Linked DNA regions of Mus musculus: all the other regions are linked to region 1. Evidence: chromatin loops called from intact Hi-C (ENCODE). Cell type or tissue: left cerebral cortex. All regions are shown on one strand.

What was found. Peaks named below come from ENCODE experiments on the same cell type or tissue, not always from the same donor. Only the 100,000 strongest peaks of a DNase experiment are listed, where the experiment ranks them.
Region 2: it touches region 1 in a loop (2.2-fold over the local background); 3 of 42 quality-filtered maps call a loop at or near these places.
Region 3: a loop joins it to region 1, with 3 times the contacts of the local background. A loop is called at or near these places in 6 of 42 quality-filtered maps.

Annotation. Positions count from the first base shown.
Region 1 is chr7:131,742,073-131,750,072 of GRCm38, reverse strand. No RefSeq gene overlaps it. Among named protein-coding and RNA genes, the nearest start is that of Gm34645, 82 kb to the left of the region's middle. In left cerebral cortex, a CTCF peak has its summit at 3,063 (motif pointing right); a DNase peak (open chromatin) is centred at 3,082.
Region 2 is chr7:131,442,169-131,450,168 of GRCm38, reverse strand. Acadsb (acyl-Coenzyme A dehydrogenase, short/branched chain) reads right to left here. Exons shown (of 11, transcript NM_025826.4): 10 at 6,601-6,700; 11 at 3,958-5,932. The coding sequence ends at 5,862. Among named protein-coding and RNA genes, the nearest start is that of Gm39099, 16 kb to the left of the region's middle. In left cerebral cortex, no CTCF peak of the experiment used is centred here; a DNase peak (open chromatin) is centred at 3,662.
Region 3 is chr7:131,557,088-131,565,087 of GRCm38, reverse strand. It overlaps Hmx2 (H6 homeobox 2), which reads right to left. Exons shown (of 2, transcript NM_145998.4): 2 at 7,074-8,000. Bub3 (BUB3 mitotic checkpoint protein) reads right to left here and starts at 4,718. Exons shown (of 8, transcript NM_009774.4): 1 at 4,634-4,718; 2 at 4,184-4,378; 3 at 3,482-3,551; 4 at 1,603-1,754. The coding sequence starts at 4,378. In left cerebral cortex, no CTCF peak of the experiment used is centred here; DNase peaks (open chromatin) are centred at 4,870 and 7,905; H3K4me3 peaks cover 1,111 bases; H3K27ac peaks cover 634 bases.

The sequences.
Region 1 (8,000 bases):
TACAGGCTTTGACTTTGGCCTATGCTGTACATATTTAGAACTATCATGGCAAAAGGGAGAGAGAGAGGAGAGAGAGAGAGAGAGAGAGAGAGAGAGAGAGAGAGAGAGAGAGAGAGAGAGAGAGAGAGAGAGAGAACCAAACAAAGAAAGACAGACCCTAATACAGATGAAATGGTAACACTTGCCGTTTGATGCACATCAATGACTTTAGAACTCCGTACTCTTCCCCTTCAGCCTAAGTGAGCTAGGCTCAAAGGATAGAAACAACCACAGAGTCTGCTCTTCACACCAGTGAGCTGGAGATGCTACTGTCCCTGGGACACTGAAGCCAATGACATCCTGGTACTCTACAGATGGAATCTATCATAGCAACCAGGAAGGTGCTAGAGAAAGCCACAGTTGCCACTTAGACAAGGGAAGCACAAACGACCAACCAAGAAGTGCTATCCATTCACATGGGAGCGGTGAAAACACAGTTTCTCCTCGGCTCCTCCCTGAGTGCCTTCCCTTTGCCTGGTGACTTTGCAGTTTCTCCCATGACAGAACTGGTGTCTCCCTCCGTGTCCTCGACTGGAGGGTAACTATGTGCCTTCTTTTGACCAACAGTCTCAGGGCACATCACAGTACCAGAAGCTTGAAAGTTTCTTCTGTACTTTGGGCTTGCTCTGTGGGGCTATCACCATCAGAACGGGACTAAGCTAATCCACTTGGAGCTACAATGGTAAAGACAGCCTGACACTGGCCTGAAGACAGGCAGGCGGGGGGCGGGGGGGCAGATTAGAGAACCCAGAAACAAAGCAACAAGGCTGTGACCACCTAATTTTTATAAAGCTAGCAAAACATGTGGTGGGGAAGAAAAAAAAAGATAACCCATTTAATAAATAGTACTGGCAAAACTGGGTATCCCCCTCAGAAGACTAGACTTAGATCCACATCTTTCATCTTGCATAAAAACCTTTTTGAAGTGGACCAAAGACCTTTGTACCTCAGCCGCCACTCCTCAGGTACTGCCCACCTTGGATTTAAAAAAAAATGATTACTATTTTATTTTTTGATATTAAAGTGTAATTACATTATTTTCTTCCTCCTCTTTTCTCCCTCTAACCCCTTCCGCATAGTCCCTTGCTCTCTTGCAAATTCACAGCCCAAGGTTGATGTCAGAAATCCTCCTAGATGACTTTCCCATGTTATTCTTTGAAGCAGGGTTTCTCAATCAATCTCAGAGCTCATCCATGAAGCAGGCTTCTCTAGTCTGCTTGCTCTGAGATCTGTCTCTCTGCCTTCCTAGACAAGAATAACAGGAAAGCCACCACATCCACCAGGCATTTTATCTGGTTCTAGAGATTTAAACTCCAGGCCTTTTGCCTGTGCAGAAAATACTTTAATTCTAAAGCCACCTTCCTCATCCCCTGAGCAAGTCTTTTAGAGAGGCACAACTCAACCCACACGTCCTCACAACTTCATGATCAGATCTCCCAAAACACCCGAATTCTGCTGACATACAATTCCTGCGAGCTCCAACCCATCTGTGATCTATCTCTCGGCCTCTCATCTAGATTCCAAGTTAAGCATTACCTGTCCCAGTACGTCTCTGGAACTGCCAGACTCCTTCCACCTCCCAGTCAAGACTGCACACACCCTGAGGACAGGATCTGTCCTCTTCACTCATCTTAAAGCCCTCATTCCTGGCCAAGCAGGTACTCAGCAGACTCAACGTGGAGTTCATGAGTGGCCCACTCAGGTAAAAGCACTACATGCCAGGCCTGCGGAACACAAAGATGTCAACTCAGGGGAGCCAGTGTCTCTCTAGGGGAGAAAGCAGAAGAGAAAAACAACAACAATAATAGCAACAAAAGCCACATCTAGAGAAACACTGGGTCACCAAGGCTGAGTGAAGAGAAAGGCCGACTGGGAGGGAGCCCAGCCTAGGCAAGCACTGGGGGGTGGGGGGTGGGGGAGCGACACAGGCTTTTGGTCTGTTTACAGTCAACAGTGAGAGCCATTCTTGTTCAAACTCAATGTCCAGAGCAAAGTTGTTAGTTGTCTAAAAGATGACATTTCTTCATAGTCTACTACCATCTCAAAGTGAAGGAAATTCACACTCAGTAGGCTTTGTTATGGCTAAAGGAGCTACCCAGCTATGTTTGCATCTGATTCCAGTCCTTCAGCCCCAGGAAGCCACGGCCTTGATCATACTTTGGGTCCCAAACCCTGGGACTTTAAAAAAAGGTCTCTGGAATCACGCAGCAAATGCCCTGGAGGAGATGGGCAGGAAAGCTCACGGGGAGGAATCCTTGCCTGATGTCCAGGATCCTGGCTCTTCCAGGCCTCACAGCAGCAGGGAAGCCCACAGTGCTACCTGGCTCACTCAGAGTGCATGGAGTCGTCTTGTCATTCCTCCCCTCGAGGTGGCTTCTCGCATTAGTCTGGTGTGATTCCGTTTTTTGTTACTTCCTGAGCGTAACTAATCCGATTTGTCCCTTGCCCGGCACACACACACAGAGTCCTTCCCGCTCTGCTCCACACCACGGGAATGACCCATTGTGCTGAAAGAAATCCATGCTGATCAATGTGGGGCAGGCTGCATAGAGAAGGCAAATTACAGAAATATGAATTACAGATAACCATGATTAATCCTTCGGCCAGACAGAGCCCCATTCCCATCATGCCCTTGGGCAGCACAGGTGACAGGGCTAAGGACAGCACTTGGAATGGCCGCCTCACCCAGCCATTCATTACCATGATGTCCCCATCACTGAACCTCCTGATGAGATTATTGATTCCAGGAAATAATTATATGAAGTGTAGCGTGTAAGCTCCAGCTATTGTCTTTGTAAGTGCCTAACACAGGGGGGATGTGAGCTTTGGTCAGTTTCAGAAGGGTCTCCCTTTTCTGAATTAACTAGCCGCAAGTTCTCAAAGTAACTTTCACTGGAAGAAAGCAAGACCAGGCATGGGGTGGGGAACACGGAAGGGAAAAGGAAAAAGAAAAAAGAAAAAAAATCAAATCTATCTGGGAAAGGCCGGCAGGAAAGATGGAAAGTCTAGTACCCAGTAGATGGTGCTGTGATCAAATTCTAAACCTGTCACACCAGCCGCTCAGAAACTGATAGAGAAGGTGAGGAGAAATGACAGGCCCATCAGCGTTAAAGGCATACAGTTAAATGGCTTCAGCCATTTCCCTCACTTTAGATAAAGATTAATCAGGATGACAGCGGCAGCAGCGATGACGAAAGAGGGGGAGAAAGGAAGGCTTCCTGCTAGATACCATGGGCTGCTGTGGTCAGCGTGAAGCCAGACTCCGTGGTCAGGGTCACACAGAGCCAAACAAGTTCGTCTCCCCGCAACTTCTGGGGCCCCGCAAGCCCCCATGGAAATCCCTGGAAAATCAGACAAGGGTAAAAAGAAGCTTTGTCATTGGATACTAACCAATGCCCAAGACATCTTTAATTTCATCTGTACATTTTTTCCACAAAAAGAAATCTGCCAGAAAAGTTGTTTACATTTGTTGTTTGCTTTTGTTTTTAATAAATAACAGGAGTGGAGTCCAGTATGGAAATTATTGCTATTTTTTTTTCTGATGCAGCCTCTTGGCTCGCTCCAATGTCCTTCCAAGGTGTGGGTCACTCACTCAGGAGAAGGAAGGGCAGTCTTGGTGAAGCTGGTATTCTGGGGACAGCTGGGAAAGCAGGTAATGACCCTCCTGAGGGAGAGGGACCTGGAAAAGACAGTGGGAGGTACAGTGTGCTGAGATTTGCCATGATCCCATGGTCAGCTGCCTTCCCGGGACACCCCAGGCGTGCAAGCCATCGTGCACAGATACACAGAGCTAGCTTAGGGCTCATTGACAAAGGGTCAGTACATTGAAGAAAGCATGTGCCCAGTGCCCTGTATTCAACTAGGGCAAAGGTCAAGGTCAGATGTGGACTGTTGAGAGGCAGCCTGGCTGTTGGAGGCAGTGATGGGCTGGAAACAACAGATGAAGGTCCATGGTTTCACTGCCAGTGAGGCTAAAGGTGGGCGACCAGCTCTCCTGGTATCTCCAAGCTTCACATTTACAGGTCAGCCAACTGCTGATGTACAGACTATTTCCTTGTCTCCTAAATACCAGAGCATAGCACCCCTCTACTTGGCACTGGCCATGTGTTAAGCTATTATTAAGGCATCTAGAGATGAGTACATGAGTAGGTAAGGGTGCATTATATGAAAATGTCTCACCTAGCCATGACTGAGTCAGCGTTCCCTGGGCTTTGCTGTTCCCTACAATACTGAGGGACAGCTACATGAAGGTGCTCAGCACATGGAGATTTCTTCCTGGGAGCGTTCAGTTGGCCTTGGTGCCATCCAAAGGCAAGAGTACATAGGGCAGTAATGAAAGAGGAAGAAAGTAGACCTTACCCCTGAAATCCCAGCATGCAACTGAGAAGGGAGGAGGAGGAAGAGGACTGGGCAGTAGTCAGGAGGTAGGCATCAAAAGATCTGGGATGGGAGGAGCAACTCTGAGAGCCCCAACGAGCAGCTGACTGAGACAGAGGCAGATCCTTACACCACCCATTGAACTGAAGTTGGGACCCCTGTGGTTTTATTAGGAGAAGGCTGGAAGAAGCTGAGGAGAAGGGCCACCCCATAGAAAGACCAGCAGTCTCAACTAATGGGGACCCCTGAGCTCTCTCAGACACTGAGTCACCAACCAGGCAGTATACACAAGCTGGTCTGAGACTCCCCAACACATATACAACAGAGGACTGCCTGGTCTGGCCTCAGTGGGAGAAGATACAGCCTAGCACTCAGGAGACTTGAGGCCCCTGTGGGGAGTGGGGAGGATTGATGGGGTTGGGGGAGGGGGGTGAGTCATCCCCTTAGAGACAGGGGAGGAGGAATGGAATGAGGAACTGTGGGAGGGGACACCAGGAGAGGGCAACAACTGGACTATAAAACAATAAAAGTAACTTTAAAAAAAGAAAACAAAGTTTGACAGAGGAATAAAAGTACAAGGGCAAAGAGCCTTCCTCAGCGCTAAGTTCCTCAAGAACATCTACTGGGTCCCCATGGTGTCCCATGGCAGGCATGTGGGTTCAGCAGGTGTAACCCCAACTTTTACTACCAGGGCTTCATTGCATCAACACTGCCCTGAGGAAAAAAGAAAAGAGAATCAGATGGTCAAACCAGTGTAAGGTTCGTGGAGACAGCGGTTTGCTTGTATGTGTTGGGGGGGCGGGGTGCATATTGTTTGTTTGTTTGTTTGTCTTGATATGCAGTACATTAAATTTCCCAGGTTGGCCTTCACCACCAGGCCTAGTTCCTGCAGTATAGCTAAGCAGTCCACCACTGATGCAGCCTGGCTTGGAAGAAGCACCAGGCTCAATGAAGGATTCTGGGACCTCTGGGTCTCTCTTCTGACAGGCAACAGCTGGCCTTTGTCATCTTCCTCACCTAAGGCTCCAGCAGACATCCCAATGAGAGAGGAGAGAGGAGAGACAGGATGCCCACGGAGATCTGCACTGCATCCTGACTCGAAGGCACTGCAGCCCCCTCTGCCTTCTTCTTTGTGTCATGTTCACCCCTTCCTATCAGGGAGGCATTTAGACTTACCTAAATCTTTTGGCATTTCTGGACTGGAGGGAAACACACAAAGTCGGAACACTTTTCTCATAAATCACGTTCGCCTGTGTAACACGTCTCTCGTTCTTCATCACTGGGCTTTGGATGTGTTTCCCTGGGCTACAGAATTCCATCTACCCCACAGCGGGTTCCCACTAATACGGGGTTTCAGCACCCTGACGCTTTCAGGGATACGTCTCTCCTAACTTAACCCTAGGGCCGCGAGCAGGGGAGGTGCCACCCACAGCACAACTATGCACTTTCCCTTGCAGACTTGTTCTCAACACTGGCTTGTGATGAGTCTGCCATTTGGAAGCGGCACCCAGATCTGCCTGATGGTTACTGCAGTCATGAATTTTGCCACCATATTCCTTCAACCACCAAGTGCAGGGATGTGACCTGGGTCAGTATGATGTACTGAATATAGGTTGACTCTCTACCGGGACCCCTGAGATCTCTCAGACACTGAGCCACCAACCAGGCAGTATACACAAGCTGGTCTGAGACTCCCCAACACATATACAACAGAGGACTGCCTGGTCTAGTTGAGACTGCTGGTCTTTCTATGGGGTTGCCCTTCTCCTCAGCTTCTTCCAGCCTTCTCCTAATAAAACCACAGGGGTCCCAACTTCAGTTCAATGGGTGGTGTAAAAATATAGAGGGCCGTTGTTCCACCTGCTAAGCCACGGCTTTGTCTTTGAACCCTTGGCCTCCTCTATGTCCCACATGATGTTACTGAAACACCCTGCGGATAGATCCACATCTGAGCAGAGAGAAAGTAATTTGTAATCATCTCAGGACTTGACCACAAAGGAGTAATAATGAATCTTTGCTCCGCATTGATCACCATCTAGTGTCCCATCTTCCCAAGCAATGGTCTAGCTTTGCAAATAATGAAAACGGCGACTTAACCGCCACCCACATCCAAGCAGGACACCACCCCCTCCCTGGGTCTACCCTGACAGGGGCGTGGGGGAGATTTCAAGAAAGGAGTTGTGAATGAGGAAGGCGCAGTTTTCAACTGCATGGAATTTAGCCTGGCAGGGACCCAGAACTGTAAACAAGTAATTACACAGATGAGCATTTAATTACACATGCGAGAGATGCCTAGAAGCAGTGGGGGTGGGGATCCTGCAAGCAATGGCACTGCCCAGCCTCATCAAGGGGCAGGTGTCTCTAAGAGAGTGCGCCTGCAACAGAGACCTAAAGCAACCACAACATCAAGGAGGAAAGAAAAAGCAAGAAACTGAGGGAGGCTGATTAGGAACCTGATCATGCGGGCTTCCTCCAGACAGTGCCTGCCTTTTGACATCTGTGGCTGACAGCAACGATATAGCTAGGGGAAGCTCTGGCCCTTAACAGAGATGAGGGATCGTCCTGGATCTTCAGTGGGTATCAAGTACCCAGCCTTATCTTCTACATCCTCCTCAGGTCCACAGAGCCCTCAACCTTTTTTCCCCCAGAATCTCTTTCCCTGTGTGCTTCTGGGATAGGGCCAACCAATCCTCCTATGCAAGATTCCAAAGGCAAAAGTGGGCATTGGACTTTAACTCTAGGGTAGCTGCACAAAGGTGCATGTACCCCACTATCAGGTCTGCAGATGAAGGCCAGCTCACCCTCCTTGGAGCTGAAGGTGGGTGAGGTTGGCAGAGCTGTCCTCTTTCTCCCCAAGTTTACAGAGGTCAGGATAGGTGATGTCAAAAGGAGACTTCTGCCAAGTAGCAGTTTGTTTGCCTGCCCTTCTCTCTGCCCTGTAAGCCTTCGTGTCTGTAACCAGGTCTGTCTTCTAAACCTGGAGACCCAGCCTGGAAGAAAGAGCCGCACTGAAATAGTTCATGCTAAGGAGACAGCATTTGGTGGCAGACTGTTGCATCTTCTCTGAGGGTCTTCATTTCAAAGCCACTGCTTGGGAGCCAAGAGAGAGATGTGGATGTGGGAGTGATAACATCTGCAGGCACCTGTCATGGAAGTCACCCTCTGCAGGTGTACAGGTCCTATAGTGGCACTACAGGAAGGTAGTCACAGTCCAGGGCAAACATTGGTATTTTTCTGCTGCCAGTAAGATGCTACTTGGCCCTAGGGAGGAGAAGGGAGGGCTGGACTAATTAATCTCCCTACATTCACATATTGACCAAAGAGAACACTTCAAAACTAAGTATAGAAAGTGTTCAGGTGCTGGAGAGATGGCTCAGTGGTTAAGAGCACTGATTGCTCTTCTAGAGGTCTTGAGTTCAATTCCCGGAAACCACATGATGATTCACAACCATCTGTAACGGGATTCGATGCCTTCTGCTGGTGTGTCTGAAAAGAGCAGCCGTGTACTCACAGACATAAAATAAATAAAATCTTCAAAAAAAAATGTTAAAAAGGAAAATGTTCACAGACACTTGTCACATTTC
Region 2 (8,000 bases), 300 kb after region 1:
TGCAGAGGCTGGAAGAGGGCATCAGGTTTCCTGTAGCTGGAGTTCGAGGAGGCTGTGAGATGCCCTGAGGTATTAGAAACCAGACCCTTGCTGGCTGTGGTGGCGCACGCCTTTAATCCCAGCACCTGGGAAGCAGAGGCAGGCGGATTTCTGAGTTCAAGGCCAGCCTGGTCTACAAAGTGAGTTCCAGGACATCCAGGGCAATACAGAGAAATCCTGTCTCGAAAAACCAAAAAAAAAAAAAAAAAAAGGAACCAGACCCTGGTCCTTTGCAAGGACAGCAGACGTTCTTGACTGCTCAGCCTTCAGCTCCTGCCCCCAATTACACCTTAAATTATTTTGAAAAAAAAAAAAAGTACCCTGGACCATGGGTACATGGAAAGATTATATTAGATATAAGAAATGTGGCAGCAGAATTCTGAATATAAAAGCTAGAAAGAATAAGCCCATTCATGGGACTGAGAGTCACCTGCTAGCTCTAGGCCAGGAATGCAAGACCTCAGAGAGAATGGAGACCTCAGGTGTCCTCTGCTGAAGTGACCAGGTGGCCCTGGAGGGGAAACCACAAACTGAAGTCCTAAGATGGTACAGGAATTCAGGAATTGGAGACCATTTTTTTTTAGAAGTCAAGCGAATAGGACAGCGGCTGAAGAGTAAGAGGTGGATCTTGAGAGAAACGACATAAAAGCCTCAAACCAAAGAACCAATTAACCCCGAACACAAGGGCACTGCCTGCTCCTGCTGAACCCTGCTGGACATGAACAAGAATGGATGAGGGCTGCCTTTCAAGAGCTATTTGAAATGCCAGCGGGATGTTCTGCCCTTTGCCTAGAATGTGCAATGCTTTCCTAGAATGGAGCAGCGGGCTGCTGCCCTGGCATTCAGACTTCTGCATCCAGTTTCATTCAGACCAAGCTCCGTCATCCTCTATGCTAGTAGCCAGAGATGCTGGGGCCAGCTTGTTCTGAAATGTTTGTTCTTCCAGAGATCATCCTGGTTGCTGAGGTCCTGTAGAAATTACAGACTAAGAAGGAAAAAAATCAGTGGGAACAAGGTAAAGATGTGTCAACTCAGGGTCAACTGAGTTAAAAAGAGTGCTAGCCCAGGCAGCACCCTGCCCATACCAAGGTGACTTGCGAGAACACAGACACTGACAATCTAAGTCCCTTTAACACAGCATTCAAAACTAAACATAAGGTCCATGTCTTTTTTTTTTTTTTTTAATTCCCACCATCCTTCCTTTCTTCTTTTTCTGCAGGGTCTATGAACTCAGACTGCCTTGGAACTTGCTTTTAGTCCAGGATGGCTCAAAACCTATAATCTCCCCACCTCTGCTTTTCCAGCAGGACTTCAAGCATACACTTTTCTATATCTAGCAACCTTTCATGTTAATACATTTCAACCTGAATAATTCCCAGGATTTCATGCCCACTGGGCAAGTGAGGGCATTATTAAACACATTTGAAAATGAGCACAGCACTCATCAATAAGTGTATTTAAGCCTGTGTCTGGGAAAGATGGCATATTAAAGGAACTGTACAACTATTGTACTGGGGCTGACCACTAGGCTGGATGAGCCCTCTGACTCCTAGTCCTCCACGGGTACAACACTATTCTGTCTGATGTCACATCCTAGCATCCTCCTCCTCACAGGCTCTCTTGGTAAGAAGGCAAAGGAAGCGCCATGGAGCCTCACTTATGGGGGTGGAAGTAAGGTGAGTAGATGGCCCCTGACAGCGTTGGTTGCACGGACCTAGGAAAGCAGTAGGTATATGTCTTCCCAGAAGGTCTTTGGGATGGAAATGGGCATCAGTGATGAACTCTGAGAACATGTAGAGAAAGTTCCCTTTCTCTTCCTCAGGCAGGCAGGATGGCAGGGAGCCCTAGGCTTTACTGAGCAAGTTTTCGTGGGTGACACTGGGATAGAAACAGAAAAAGGGGTCTTTGGGATAAGAGTTGTTTTGAGAACCCTTTTCCAGCCCTAGTTTGATGAAGTTCTTAGGGAGGCTTCTAAAGAGACAGATTGCCAGGCCTGAGGCCCAACCAGAGGACTCTTGGCTCTAGAAATGAGCCTTTTGAAAAGCATTCTAGATCATCCCACCCTTACTAAAGGCTTCATGTGAGGTTTTCTGCCTCAATTCTCTGGCACTTCAACTCAAATTTCCAAAGCCTGCTGGGCTCTCTGCAGAATGACTAAGCTTCTGTAAGGCAAAGGGCACTGTCAAGACAAAACGGCAACCAACAGACTGGGGAAAGATCTTTTCCAAAGATCTAAATCTGATAGAGGGCTAATATCCAATATATACAAAGAGCTCAAGAAGTTGGACTCCAGAAAACCAAATAACCCTATTAAAAAATGGGGTACAGAGCTAAACAAAGAATTCTCAACTGAGGAATACCAAATGGCTGAGAAGAACCTAAAATAATGTTTAACATCCTTAGTTATCAGGGAAATGCGAATCAAAACAACTCTGAGATTCCACCTCACACCAGTCAGAATGGCTAAGATCAAAAACTCAGGTGACAGCAGATGTTGGCAAGGAGGTGGAAGAGAAACACCCCTCTACTGCTGGTGGGATTCCAGGGCCAGGAAGCAGGAGTGGGTGGGCTGGTGAGCAGGGAGAAGGGGGAAGGGATATCCTCACTGCTCTAGAGGATAGTGCAGCCAGTTGGAAAGAAAAGTGGGATACATGGGCAGCATCAGGATGGAAGTGGTCACTGAAGGGAGAAGAAGCCAGTCAAGGAGAAGAGGCCTCCGGCAGAGCAAGGCTTCCAGGAAGGCCATCTGAAATCACAGTTGGGATAGATAGAGCAGAGTACCAATTCAGGGTAACAAGGAGGACTTAGGCATTGAAACTCAGCCACAAAAGTGAAAGCCGACAAACAGGGATTGAGAGAGAGGATATAAGGATGGATGAGGGGCTACTGGAGATAAGGCAGCCACAGTCCATTTCCAGACCTGCACAGCAGTGGCTCACAGGAATTTAGAAAGTTTTGTGAAATGGGGTTGAGGTCAGTTGGATTCAAATTTATAATATTCCTGTCTTAGTCTCCTGACTGCTAAGATTACGACCCTGTGCCACCACAACAAGCTGGGAAATTTCAGTTTTTTGTTTGTTTGTTTTCTTATCTTGAGACAATAGATTTCTCTGAGTAGCCTTAGCTGTCAGAGAACTCATTCTGTAGACCAGGTTGGCCTTGAACTCACAGAGATCTGCCTTCCTCTGTCTCCCAAGTAATGGGATTAAAGGTGTGAGCCACCACCACCCAGCAGGAAATTCAGTTTTTCAGGATGAGGATAAGAATGTGTTTGTAGAGGGAGGGAGGGAGCGAGTAGAATTACAAATAAAATCAAGAGTGAGTATAGCTCATTGTCAATTTGTATTTTGGTATTCTGCCCTGATGGTTTGACAGATTAACCCCTTAAGAGAAATCTGACACAGAGGTAGTCATTGAATGGACACCTTTTCCTTAAAGGGCCAAAAGGTAAATATTTTAGGCTTTGTAGCAAAAGTCAACGTCAAAGACATTGTGTTATTTACATACTGCTTAAACAGAAACCTGTTCTTATTTGAAGCTATGTCATGCATTTTACTACCCATTTATAGCACAGAAACCTGTTATAGGCTGTGACAAAAATAGGCAGTGTGGATAGAAGGTACACTGGATTTGGCCCAAGTCATAGCTCACTCACTCAATTTAAAGCAGGCACCTCGTTCTTGGTCTAGAGACTTGGGGGAAGTTTCTTTCCTTCTGTCCTGATGACTAAGGATGAGGTAAAAGGAAAGTTTAAATCCTAGCTACATGAAGTTGAAAATATTTAAAGCAAGAAAGTTGGAGTTATGGGAAAAGACTGCAAATGCTATAAAAACAAAAATAGGAATAACTGTATATTTAACAAAACTGAAATAAAGACAAAACTAATTTTAAAGAATATCTCATAAAAAGGGAGAATTCTCCAAGATGATCCAACAGCCATGAACTTTATTACCCCTAAAAACATAACTGGGAACTACATAGAGCAAAACAAATAGAAATAAATGAGAATAATTGACAAAGCTGTAATCGTGGGCATGACTTCAAAATCAACAAGTCAGAAATGGGAGCTGGGGTGCAGACATAAAATCTCAGCACTGGAAGCCTGAAAGCAGGATTGCCATGAATCTGCGGCCAGCCCAGGTTACACATGAAGCAGGAGGATTGCCATGAGTCTAGGAAAGGAGGGCAGGCTGTTTACTCATCCTGACTCCCGCGGCTGCATCATCTCTAAGCCCTGCTCTTTCCCATTATTACAGGAGTGGAAGGTGTCTGCCCTGTCAGGGTCTGCATCCACCCCTTCCTTTCTTATCACACTCATCTGTCTGTTCTGAGACTGGGTGAGGCCTTTCATCATTTCCCCCATTTGAAAGTCAAGTAGACCTTATCTCTTTGGATTCAAGGTCTAAATTTGTTTTATTTCTTCCTACTGTTTTAATGTAATTCCTATTTCAACTGTATTTATACAACCTTGCATATTTAACTATGATTTGCATTGTGGAAATTAATTTAGCTCAATAAACATTAACTGTGCAAAGCAAAATTACCTAGAAAATGTCAAGTTTCTTAATAAACATTATCCTTTTGCAAAAGCACCAAAATACTTTCTATCTAGAAGTAACGATTATTTCCAGCAACTGCGTGAGCCTCGGGCATTTTTCACATCTAACTTGTGATGTTTCCTCTGGAAATGTGCGACTCGTTTGTCTACTGTCTACTTCTCTCTCCAGGGGACTCAGGGTCTGCAACTAGAGCGTCTTCTCCCGACTGTAAATCCCTAACACTGATCAATGGCTTCACCAGCTGGATATCTGATTAGGCTTTGCCTGTTTTTCATTTACATTGTAAAACATAGATCTTTGTCTTCACAAATATAAAATTATCTAATATACTATATAAATGACTACATATATTTATACTGAATGTATGTTTTCAGACTACCAAGTCTCCATTCCCTATCCTTATGAGATTGTGATATTATTTTCTTATGGGGGTATATTTCTCTTAAGAATCAATTTTGAAAACCAAAATTGAATTTCTCAATTAATTACTATTTAGGATAAAGTCCAATAACCAAGTTTGAGGGAAAATACTCAATTAAAATACAGAAATAAATCATACTACCAAAAAATAGTGCATGATCTAATAAATTATTTTCAGATGATTAGGCCAAATTACTTAAACTTTATAGTTGAAAACTAATACAGGGACATGTTTTTTAAATGGGCTGCTAAAAGCCACCACATAATACATCTTTCATATAGTTCAATTATAGCAGCCAAACATACTCCTTTTGTTGGTTAAAATAACATTTGGGACTTTTTGTTATTGTCAATTATATGGCCTACAAGCTACACTTTTTATTTTCTACTATTTTTGATATTTAGAACTAAGATTCTAGATTTTTCCAAATAAATTTTATCAGCTTCTACCTTGTTTAGCCACTTACCACTGAATCTATAAAGTATTGAATAAAAATTGCCAAGTGTAACAAACGCTCCTCTGGCTCATACCACAGTACAAAGATTTAGTAGGAATATAAAGTGACTATTTCTGTCAGCAATACCAATACCTCAAATGGTTTCTTCTTCCCAAATGCTGCTAGAGTGAAACTTTTGTATACTCTGCAACTAGGATGAGAAATATGCGTTCAGAAGCTTAGAAATAGACTTAGAGTAGATTGGAAAGAGACAGGAACAAAATCCAGGCCTGAGACCAGGACAAGGGAAGTCCAAGGAAGCCCTGCACTGCTCTAGACCCTGCTCAATAAGGCACAGCAGCTGGAAATGGTTTGTCAGTGACGCAGAGGGCCCATCCCACAGTCATCAGTACTCTGCATCGATGTGCTTGGCGATGGTGTTCAGCTGGATGTTGGAAGCTCCTTCATATATTGTACCTTAAACAACAGGGAGAAATGGGACAATTAGGAGTGTGCCCACAGCTGAAGAGAACCGCACAGAGATGAGTATGGAAGACACCAAGCACCCCTGCACTTGCTCTCAGTAACAGGATTCAGTTTCTAAAGTGATTCTGACAGGGTAACAGTTTCCCATTTGATCTGCAGCCCACTAACACCAGCTTTGAACAGACGAGGACTTGGCTCTTTGAGCATCAGTGTGCAAGCCCAGCTGCTTCTACGGACCCAGCAGCTTTCAGGGCTGCCTGCCGTTTGCTCTCCTCGCTGCTGGTGGAGCACTGGAGCACTCAGGCATGATGAGGAAGCTGCCTTCTGAAATTAGAACCATACTTCAAAGAGCAGTATTAGACTCCAGGAATGGTAAATACCAACAACTTCTGTAACAGGAAAATGAAGATAGCGCATTTTGTCGCAGTTCTCTTAAAAGGTCTACGGAGGCATTTTAAGAGTCAATTTGATGTTTTTAGAAATATAAATTCATTTTTCTGATAGGAAGAAGGAAGAAATCCAGCCACGAAAAGTCAATAAACATTCTGTAGAGATTAAAATGCTTTTACCTAAGTAGCAGTAATATAAAATCGACAAACACAATAGCCCAAATACCCACAGTGGCAAATAAAACAGGAGACCATGGAAAGCCTGCTTACCGATCTTGGCATCTCGGAAGAATTTCTCCACAGGGTAATCTTTGGTGTAGCCGACCCCTCCCATCCACTCGATGCACTTGCTTGTTGTTAGCCCAGCGACCTACCAAAGGCAGGGAGCAGGCTATAGACCAGAACTTTGTACAAGGTGAGCCTTGGAGTGACATTTTTAGGAGCACACATTCACTGTTAGCAAGTGGAAGGGCTGCAGTTATTTCTCTAAAATTCCCCATTAAATCATAGATTTTTTATTTTTTGAAAAAGAAACCAGACTTGTTCATAAGCACACGCATGCCAACAGGCACCATTTCTTAGCAGGTAGTTACTGAAGGTGGGGGAAGACAGACACTACCCTTCCGGTCCTTGTGATCATTTAGAGAGACTTTAAAACACTTGACACAGATTTTATAAGCTGCAGAGAGCAGAAGAGCCTGTCAGGAAAACTGTTGTGAGGAAACAGCTTGGCTGAGGCCTACAACAGCAGTTAGGGGTAGTATAAGCTAAGGAACAACACAACATGTATAAAGAATCCAAATAGAGCAGGGCCCCACTGGCCTCGGGGACCAGCGAGACCGGGGTTAGAGTGAGAGGGAAGAAGACACTGGAAGGGCAGGCTGGCCCTGGGAGGTGGGCAACAGTTTGACTATTGTAATGGCTCCTCAAGGATGTCCAAAGAGAGCTCAATTCCCAGAAACTGGATGTGCCATCCAACCTGTCAACAGAGGGGCTGTGCAGCTGGGACTTGAGATAAGAAAATTGTCCTGGGTTATTGGGATGTAGCCCGTAATCAACAACAGTGCTTGTAGAGGAGGAAGGATGCTGGACAGCTAGTCACTGAAGACAAGGAAGCTGACCACAGCAACGGGGGTGGGGGGGTGGGGTGGGGGAATGGGACAGGGAGGGGGAGGGGGAGGGGGAGGGAGAGGGAGAGTCCTTTGAATATGCTACATTGCTGGCCATGAAGATGAACAAAGGAATGTGAGTCAGGCCCTTGGGAGCTGGAAGATTCTTCTCTGGAGCCTCTAGAAAGCCTGTTTTGCGAACATCTTTATTTGATATCTGTAAAGCCAATTTCAGACTTCTGACTTCCCAAAGTGGCAGCTGATAAAGGGGCACATTTTAAAACACTACATTTCGGGAAATTTGCTTGCTGTAGCACTGTCAGAAACTAATATGAATATTAGTTCTATTTACTGTGAGAAGTCACTAAAAAGTTCCAAGTGACATCATGGCCACCAAAAAGACAGCAAGATTGGACTGGGGACAGCAATAAGGACCATGAAAGAAGCTGGGTGCCCCAGGAGTTTGGCTAAGAAATGATGTTGCCTGGACAGATAGGTGGCAGAGAAAGAAACAGAGAGGCGGGAGAGAGACACACAGAGAGACAGCAAGAGAAAGAGAGA
Region 3 (8,000 bases), 180 kb after region 1:
AAAAATTGAAATATGAAATGATTGCATATGTAAATATGAATACTTTATGTTTATTTAGAAGGTCAACGTCTTCCAAAAAGGCAAAGAAAAAAGAAAATTAATTTAAGATATATGAAGTACTAAACTTAAAAAATAAACCAGAAAAAGATCAATTTATAGTGACACGACTGCATCCAGAATTTTACCTTAAATCTTTACTGTACAGGTGACACACAAGCTTCTAAAACTGCTTTCTATCCGCACTGATCATAAATCAAGGGAAACCACTGTCATACTACTGACTGGGTATATACATTTATCAAAGAAAGTATTAAAAAAAGTGACATAATGAACTTCGCTGAACCAGTAAGCAGCTTGCTTCAGTGTGGCTGTCCATTATATGATAGTCTGTCAGCAATTTATCACAGTTCTTAACATGCTACATACAACCATAAATCAAAACTAGAAACAATGCAATTATTTTATTCTGAACAAAGGTCTTGCCAGGAGTAGAGTCGACTGTGACGGGACAAAAAAAAGAATGGCTCTTTGGATTCACTGCTGTGTGTAACGACGGCTGGCAGGGCCCACCAGTGTATTTACACTAGGGAATGGACTCAAGTGAAGAATACTTGAAACTGCTAAAACAATCCATCTTTTAAATTAACTACTACCCAATAAAAGTCTGGGGAAGACACAGCCTAATTGTGTTTATGAACAGACTGAGAAGTGAGAATACACCCAAATCGGTTTTAAAAGCTCCAATCACAGGAGGCAGATTCCGTTTTCTCCAGGGACAAGACCCCTGGGAGGTTATCCAATCCTGAGTGGTCAGCCACAAACACATGTATAAACAACAACACCAAATTGTGTGTGTTCACATGTGTGCACGGTGTATAAAACAATCCTATGGGAGAGGCCAGGCACCTGAGTGAGCAGAGGAAGTCAGAAGGGGACGATGTAAATAAAACGTACTCACGCATGAAATTCTTAAAAATATATATATATAAAAAACCACACAGGCATCATAGACATAAATGGTTTTATAATTCAAAGGTAGAGGCTGTCAAGCTGGGCTGACAAAAGGTAAGACCCAACTATGGTGTTGTCTGTGGGAAAGGAAATTTAGATTCAAAGGTGTTTAAAAACTCCATTTACTACAAGCCTTCAAACTACATCTGTCAGCATTTAAATACACACACAGCAGTAACAGTCAGAGAACACAGCTCTCTCTCTAAAGCTGAAATGATTCCCTTTTCATTCTCAACTGTCAATTCAAATGGAGCCTCAAGTCACATCTGAAAATGAGTCATGTTCCACCCCATCTTCTGGTTTGGGGTGTCAGACCAAACTTAAGACAGTAAGCCTCTGTTAATGGCTTCTATGAAAAGGTAGTGAGTTACCTCTCAGAGCCGAAGCACTAACAATGGACTGAAGAGGAATTCGAGCTCTTGCTCTCCGGCCCAAGTTTAATAACTGACAGAAAAAGATGACCAAAATGTAAAAGTTAACTCCCTTCGCATTAAAGCATTTCTATACAGTTAGGTTTCTCAAACACATTGCCAATTCTTAACAACAGCACACTCTCCAACCACCACACCCCTGGTGCAGATAAAACCCTACCTTTTCCGGCTGGGAGAAAGTCCCAGCATTACACGGAGTTCTGGGGTCCCACAGTTTAACTGTCTGATCCCAACTTCCAGTTACCATCACGTTCACTTCTGGACAGTATTCAACACATCTGATAGGGGCATCGTGAGTTCCAACAAGATTTTCTATTGCAAAGAAAAGATAAAAACAACACAGCTAGCTTTACTCTCTCATAGGATACCTCAAGTGAACCCATGGGGCTGTCAGCTGAAATGAATTCATCTCGGTCACTCCACAGAGATGTCTGCATGCAGAGCAATCGCTCCACGACTACAACGTTAGCCAGTCCTCTCTAAGTGACCTCACACTGCCCAGGTTTGGTCATTCACTAGCAGGAAACCAGCACAGTGAACTGTGTGAGGATGGTGGATGGCTAACTTGATCCTAGATTTTGTAAGAAAACTGATTAACACTGTACCTTTGGTTGTATCTAGTGCATGCTTGGTACACTGTAGGTGCTCCAGAAATACTTGGCGAGTGAGCTAAGAGTGGAGATCTCTGGCTTCCTGCACCCTGACCGCACTTGTCTTCCCATTAAGTCAAAGCTAGTATGAAATGGTTACAGGATTTGAAGGCTGAGGGGAGTCTTTCAATTAACTCACTTGCTTCTCATGGTAGGGTCCAATTTCTGCTACATAATTTCCTTCCTGTCAATTTCAACTTTCACAGTATCTCATTTGTTCATTCAGTAAACATCTACTAAATATCTACTGTGTGCCAAAGCCCATGTGACAGACAAAAAAAAAGGAAGAGGACCAGGACCAGGATCAGGAATGTAGCTCAGGCAGAGTGCTCTCCTCGCATGTGCATATTAAACACACAAAGTCACTTTTGGACAGAGGCCTCTTCCAATGAAAAATCATTCCTTTTCTCCTGGAAACAGAGTCTTAGTAGTCTAGGCTGGCCTCAAACTATCTATATAGCCGAGGCTGGCCTTGAATTTCTTATCCGCCCGCCTCCCCTTCCCAAGTGCTGGGATTCCAGGAGCAGCATCACACCTGGCTCAGATGTGCTTCTCAGTCCACTCGGATTGCTCAAGCTGGCCTCTAGGTAGCCACATGTCTACACCCCCACCATCGCTTTCCAGTATACCTACATCCAATACAGGGCAGGCAAACAAAGCTCAGAGCGCTTTGCACGTCTTGGGTTCCATTCCAAATCCTGCCACAGTGAAATCATAAACCTCTTAAGAAATGTTTTTACACAGCCAACTGAAATACATTCTCCTGCTAAGAACGCAAAGGCATCACTAAGATAAATATGACGGGGCTACCGTGCTCCATTTTTAAAATGTACTTTTTTTTTTAGCCTGTGAAAAGACCAACCTAAAATATCAAACTGTCCAAAGAAATCCTGACAAACCGGACCCTGAGTCCAGTCCGCTGCTTAAGACTTCTAATAGTGACAGTCAAATGCTTAAATGATGCTTCCACTAGACACTTAAGACAGTGCTCAGGGGCTGGAGAGATGGCTCAGCAGTTAAGAGCACTGGCTGTTTGCTCTTCCAGAGGTCCTGAGTTCAATTCCCAGCAACCACATGGTGGCTCACAACCATCTATCTGTAATGAGATCCAATGCTCTCTTGTTATGTGTCTGAAGATAGCTATAGTGTACTCTTATAAATTAAATAAATAAATCTTAAAAAAAAAAAAAAAAAAGACAGTGCTCAGAAGGGGCTTTACTGCAAAATTCAGGTTCCATTTGTGGTAACTTAATCCAATTTTAAAAGTCTATTATCAAAGCCGTGTTCCGCCTTCACATAAGTACTGAAAACACCTACTCTTCTTAAATAAGCATTTCTACACAAATACACTAGTAAAGAAAAACTGGTAAAATGTAGCTATATTAATACCTTGATCAGTGTTCAAATCGTGCATTTTCAGTTGATGATCTAATCCACCACTCCAGGCATGCGTTGGATCCTACAAAGCAAAATTTGGGTTTGATTTTTTTTCTTTCTTACTTTTTTTTTTTTTTTTTTGGAAGACACTATGTAGCCCTGGTTGGCCTCAAAACTCAAGAGCTCTTCCTGCCTCTGCCTCTGGGATTAAAGTTGTGGCCACCACATCCTCCCACCCCACTCTTACATTTGGAGCCAATTCAAAGTTACAAAGCTTTAGCAAGCATTTTCAACATTGCTATTTCTACAGCCAAGTGTTATGTCCAGTGTGACAGAAACTAAGAAGCAAACAAAAATGCAAGTTAGTGATCTCCACAAGGAAGCAAATACAAGGTGGACACCAGGAGTTAAGGCTAAATTAGACAACATTCATTACTTTTCAAAGGATAGCTAAAAATCAGTCTTGCTGCTAACTTCAATTATCTATGTCCAGAAAGTTTACTCAAGTCTGAATTTACAAATGGAGATTGAAATTGCCACGAGAGAAGAAATAAGAACACAAACCATTGTAGTAGGCTTGATGCCAGGCTAAAGGGAAGAATTCCCGAGTAGTTATGAACTATCAGAATTCTCGAACCGTGTATGAGATGCTACTGGCAAGGCCTAGGACATCTCAGTATTAAGGGGACAGGAGCAGAAACTGAATCCACCTACGTAGAAGGCGCAGTCCAGGACAGCACCAGTGTGCTGGTACTTGAGCCTCATGGAATTGGCGGGCACATCGTAGAGGCGCACAGACGTATCCCAGGAGGAGACCAGGAGGAACTGGGATGTGTTGGGGCTGAACTTAACCGAGGAGATGCCATCCTCGGGTGGCTGGTTCAGCTTGAATTCGTTCGAACCGGTCATCTGTAGAACAAAACGCTAAGTCTGAGTTCCTAACCGGAGCAACAGAGGCCGGCCACGGCCTGCGCCTGCGCGAGTCCCCCTTGATCCAGGCCGGCCGCCATCCCGCTTCCGCCGAGCTCCACCCGGCCTGGCCTCCTTCCTTGCCCGCAGATCCCCATATAAAACACAATGGACCTCGACCGGATCCCTCTGTGCATCGATGCGCCGGCCACGGGCCACAGATCCCGCTCCGCCCGCCCTCGCCCGAACCTCTACCTCCTGTCCGCCTAAGCAACGTTTCTGCACCGGCCACTACCGATCCGCTTCCCTCCGAGCACTCGCAGGCAAAGCGGAGAAGGCGGAGAGGAAGCTCCGGAGCAGGCCTATCATTGGCTGATTTTGAACGCCAACGGCTCGATCTCGGCAGCTGATTGGTCTGATTTACTGCTTGCCTCATTTTCCGCAGTCATCCTGTTCCGGCTCAAAGGGAAGCCGCGTTTCCCCCCCCCCCCCCGTTCACCGGGTCTCTTAGTACCTCCACGCCGAGGTTACATCTCTGGAGCTGCGGAGGGAAAACTACAACTCCCAAGTATGCTCAGGTCATGAAGGCGTTCACGCCCGCCCACAATTGTATGCTGCATGCTGGGAGTTGTAGTCTCCCTGGAGCTGCTTGCCTGAACATCCACAGACTAGAAGGCAGAAAAGAGATTTTATCTAGCTCTTGTGACATCCTTCTCCTCTATCTCTCAGACACAGAATTTCATTTTGGTTGATAACTACTATAGATATAAATTAATATTTTCTTTCTAGCCGTGCACATACCCCTGGACTTAATCCAGACTAGTCATACTGAAGAATAATTTCTAGTCAAAGGTACTATTTGCTTTTATTTTGCTGGGTTATCAATTTGTGAACTAGAGACTCATTTCCCTTGAGTTCTAGTGATCTCATTTTTATCGTTTCATCTCTCCACAGTTTTCAAGCACCTGAATGTCAGGCCTCTTAAGCAGCTCTGGGAATACACACTCAGTCAAACTACTCCTTGCTTTAGAAGAGTACCACACCCATAAGGGTGAACAGAGCAGGACACAAATATTTCCAATCTTTAACGATCAGCCAGAATCTCTTAGGAATGTTCATCATAGGACCTAGCATTGTGACTGTCCTCCCTCTCCCACCTTCCTCTGCATTATCATGGAAGTTGCAGGCTCAGTTTGCTGCACTTTCTGTTTCTAGAATCCTCTAAAAAATATGAGAATCAAAAGGTTGTTTTGGTTCTGTGAGAGAAAAGCAGTACTTAACAAACAACATAGTAGCATACTGACATGCAAAATGTTACTGAGTTTCTAATTAATCCTTGGATACAACTTCTTTTTCTCTGTCCCATCTTTTTGAGACAATCCCTTTTATTTTGAAATTGTTGCATGAAGTAGGAAGTTGTCTCTAGTTTTAAACTACTTAACTTTCAAGGTACATTTTTAAAAAAAAAGAAAAGAAAAGAAAAGAAAAATGATCTTGCCGGGCAGTGGTGGCGCAGCCAGCACTTGGGATGCAGAGGCAGGTGGATTTCTGAGTTCGAGGCCAGCCTGGTCTACAGAGTGAGTTCCAGGACAGCCAGGGCTACACAGAGAAACCCTGTCTAAAAAAATAAAAGTAAAGAAAGAAAGAAAGAAAGAAAGAAAGATCTTATGTGTGCACAGACTCTGAACTAAATGCACTTAAGATTCCTGACAATAACACACACACACACACACACACACACACACCAGTCTTTTGTCCTGATGATGGTTATTATGGCTAAAATATTCTGGTTGTCTTCCCTCTCCAAATAGTTCTAGTATGTGGTTCTTTCTCTCTCTTCTCTTTCAACAAATCAATGGCCAAGTTCAATTTTTTTTAATGCATTGAGTTGTTTTGCATTCTAAGTTTAGCCAAATAATTTTACCTCTTGACTTATTTGGTTCTCTTTCCCAGTTGTTTATTTAATTCTATTACTGTTTCCAGATTCTGAGCATAAATTACCTGCTAATAAAATCTAAGCATATTTCATTATCCCATGTGTGTATGATTCAGGCCCCTCTGGCCGCACACTTGCAGCCCAACTCTATTTGAGTTTTAAGAAACGTCAATCTTGTAAATCAAGTTTAGAGCCTGAAAAGAGATGGACTATTTTGCTGATTATTCAAATGAATTGCTAGACTTGAGATAGGAAATCTGGCCACAAGCAGAGTCTTGACCATTTTACAACACAAATGTAAAGTAAGTATGTGTGTGTGTGTGTGTGTGTGTGTGTGTGTGTGATATTCAGTTACCTGTTGCAGTGGTGAGTCGCCTGCCACAGCTAATGTCTGGGTGAGTAAAGAGAGTCAGATATATACCACATGACAACTGCGGGAAATGGCATTCCCTAAAATATTATGGGCAAACTCAAGTCGTTAATGCCGACAGTGACAGGAGGAGGAGGTCACTACCTATGGAGAAAGCCATCCTGAAGCAAATATGATGACCCAATACTGTTAAATCCATCACCGAATTGTAATCTGCTGAAAGGCAGATCAAAAGCATCCGAACGGAGTATGTTTTTTTACAAGACAGTCCTCTGAAGTAATGTGGTTGTTTCTGGGTGGAACACTCAAAGAATGCTGTCAGGGAAAGAATGTAGAGAGGTTATCTGGAGTGAAAACTACGGTGACAGAAAAATACACATATCCAATGAGCAATTGAAAACACATATTTAATAAGTAAGAAGAGAACTGATAGGCCTCTTTGTGTTCTCCTTTGGACCACCCCAAATTTAGTGTAGGTTCTTAGCACATGTTGAGACCTCAACAAATACTTATTGAGGTGAACACAGCTAAAATAAAACAAATGTAAGCAAACCAACCTAGTATTGCCCGGTGCATTCTTGTGTAGCATCCATCTAATGTCACCTAGGAGGAGTTGCAGGTTTTATAAAATATAATGTGTTAAGAAAAAAATAGGCAATATCAGAGCAAATCTCTTCTGCCAGGCATATTTCACGGAATGATATGGGCCATGTAAACGTTTACATTCTGTGAATTTCTACAAAATGCAAGTCATTTCGATGCCCCCTTGGCTCAAAGAGACCGGTCCCTCAGGCACCAGGTTTTCTTCTGAAGAAAGAAATAGATAGGGCCTTGGCGCTGCAGACTCCTAGCTCTTTGCACCCTGATCAACCACTGAGGGGAGGCGGGCTGGACCTAATAACTCTACCTGAGGCCTCCTCCAAGCTCCAGGCCCATTTCTGACATTTAACAAGGAACAGGTGGATGCTATGAAAACGTAGAGAAAATACAGTGCTGTGATTTGCATGATCCTGACGAAGCAGTTCTCCGGGTGCAGAGCCTCCCTAACCCTGCATGGAGGCAGGCAGCCGGGCACTGCAATCCTCAGTGCTCAATTCAGAAACAGCTGCTGCAAGTTAGCCAGTGATCCGACCTTTTTGTCATTCACGGGCAAATTTAACAACTACAAAAAGAAACTAGGGAAGCGCCCGTGTCATCTGCTCCACGAATCCCTCCAACGAAATCTGACCCTTAGGCATCACTTCCCGCTCTGCGCAGAACTCTCGCAACTGTGTCACCAGCGGGAGACCCCTGCGAGGGCTGCAAGCCAGTCGCCT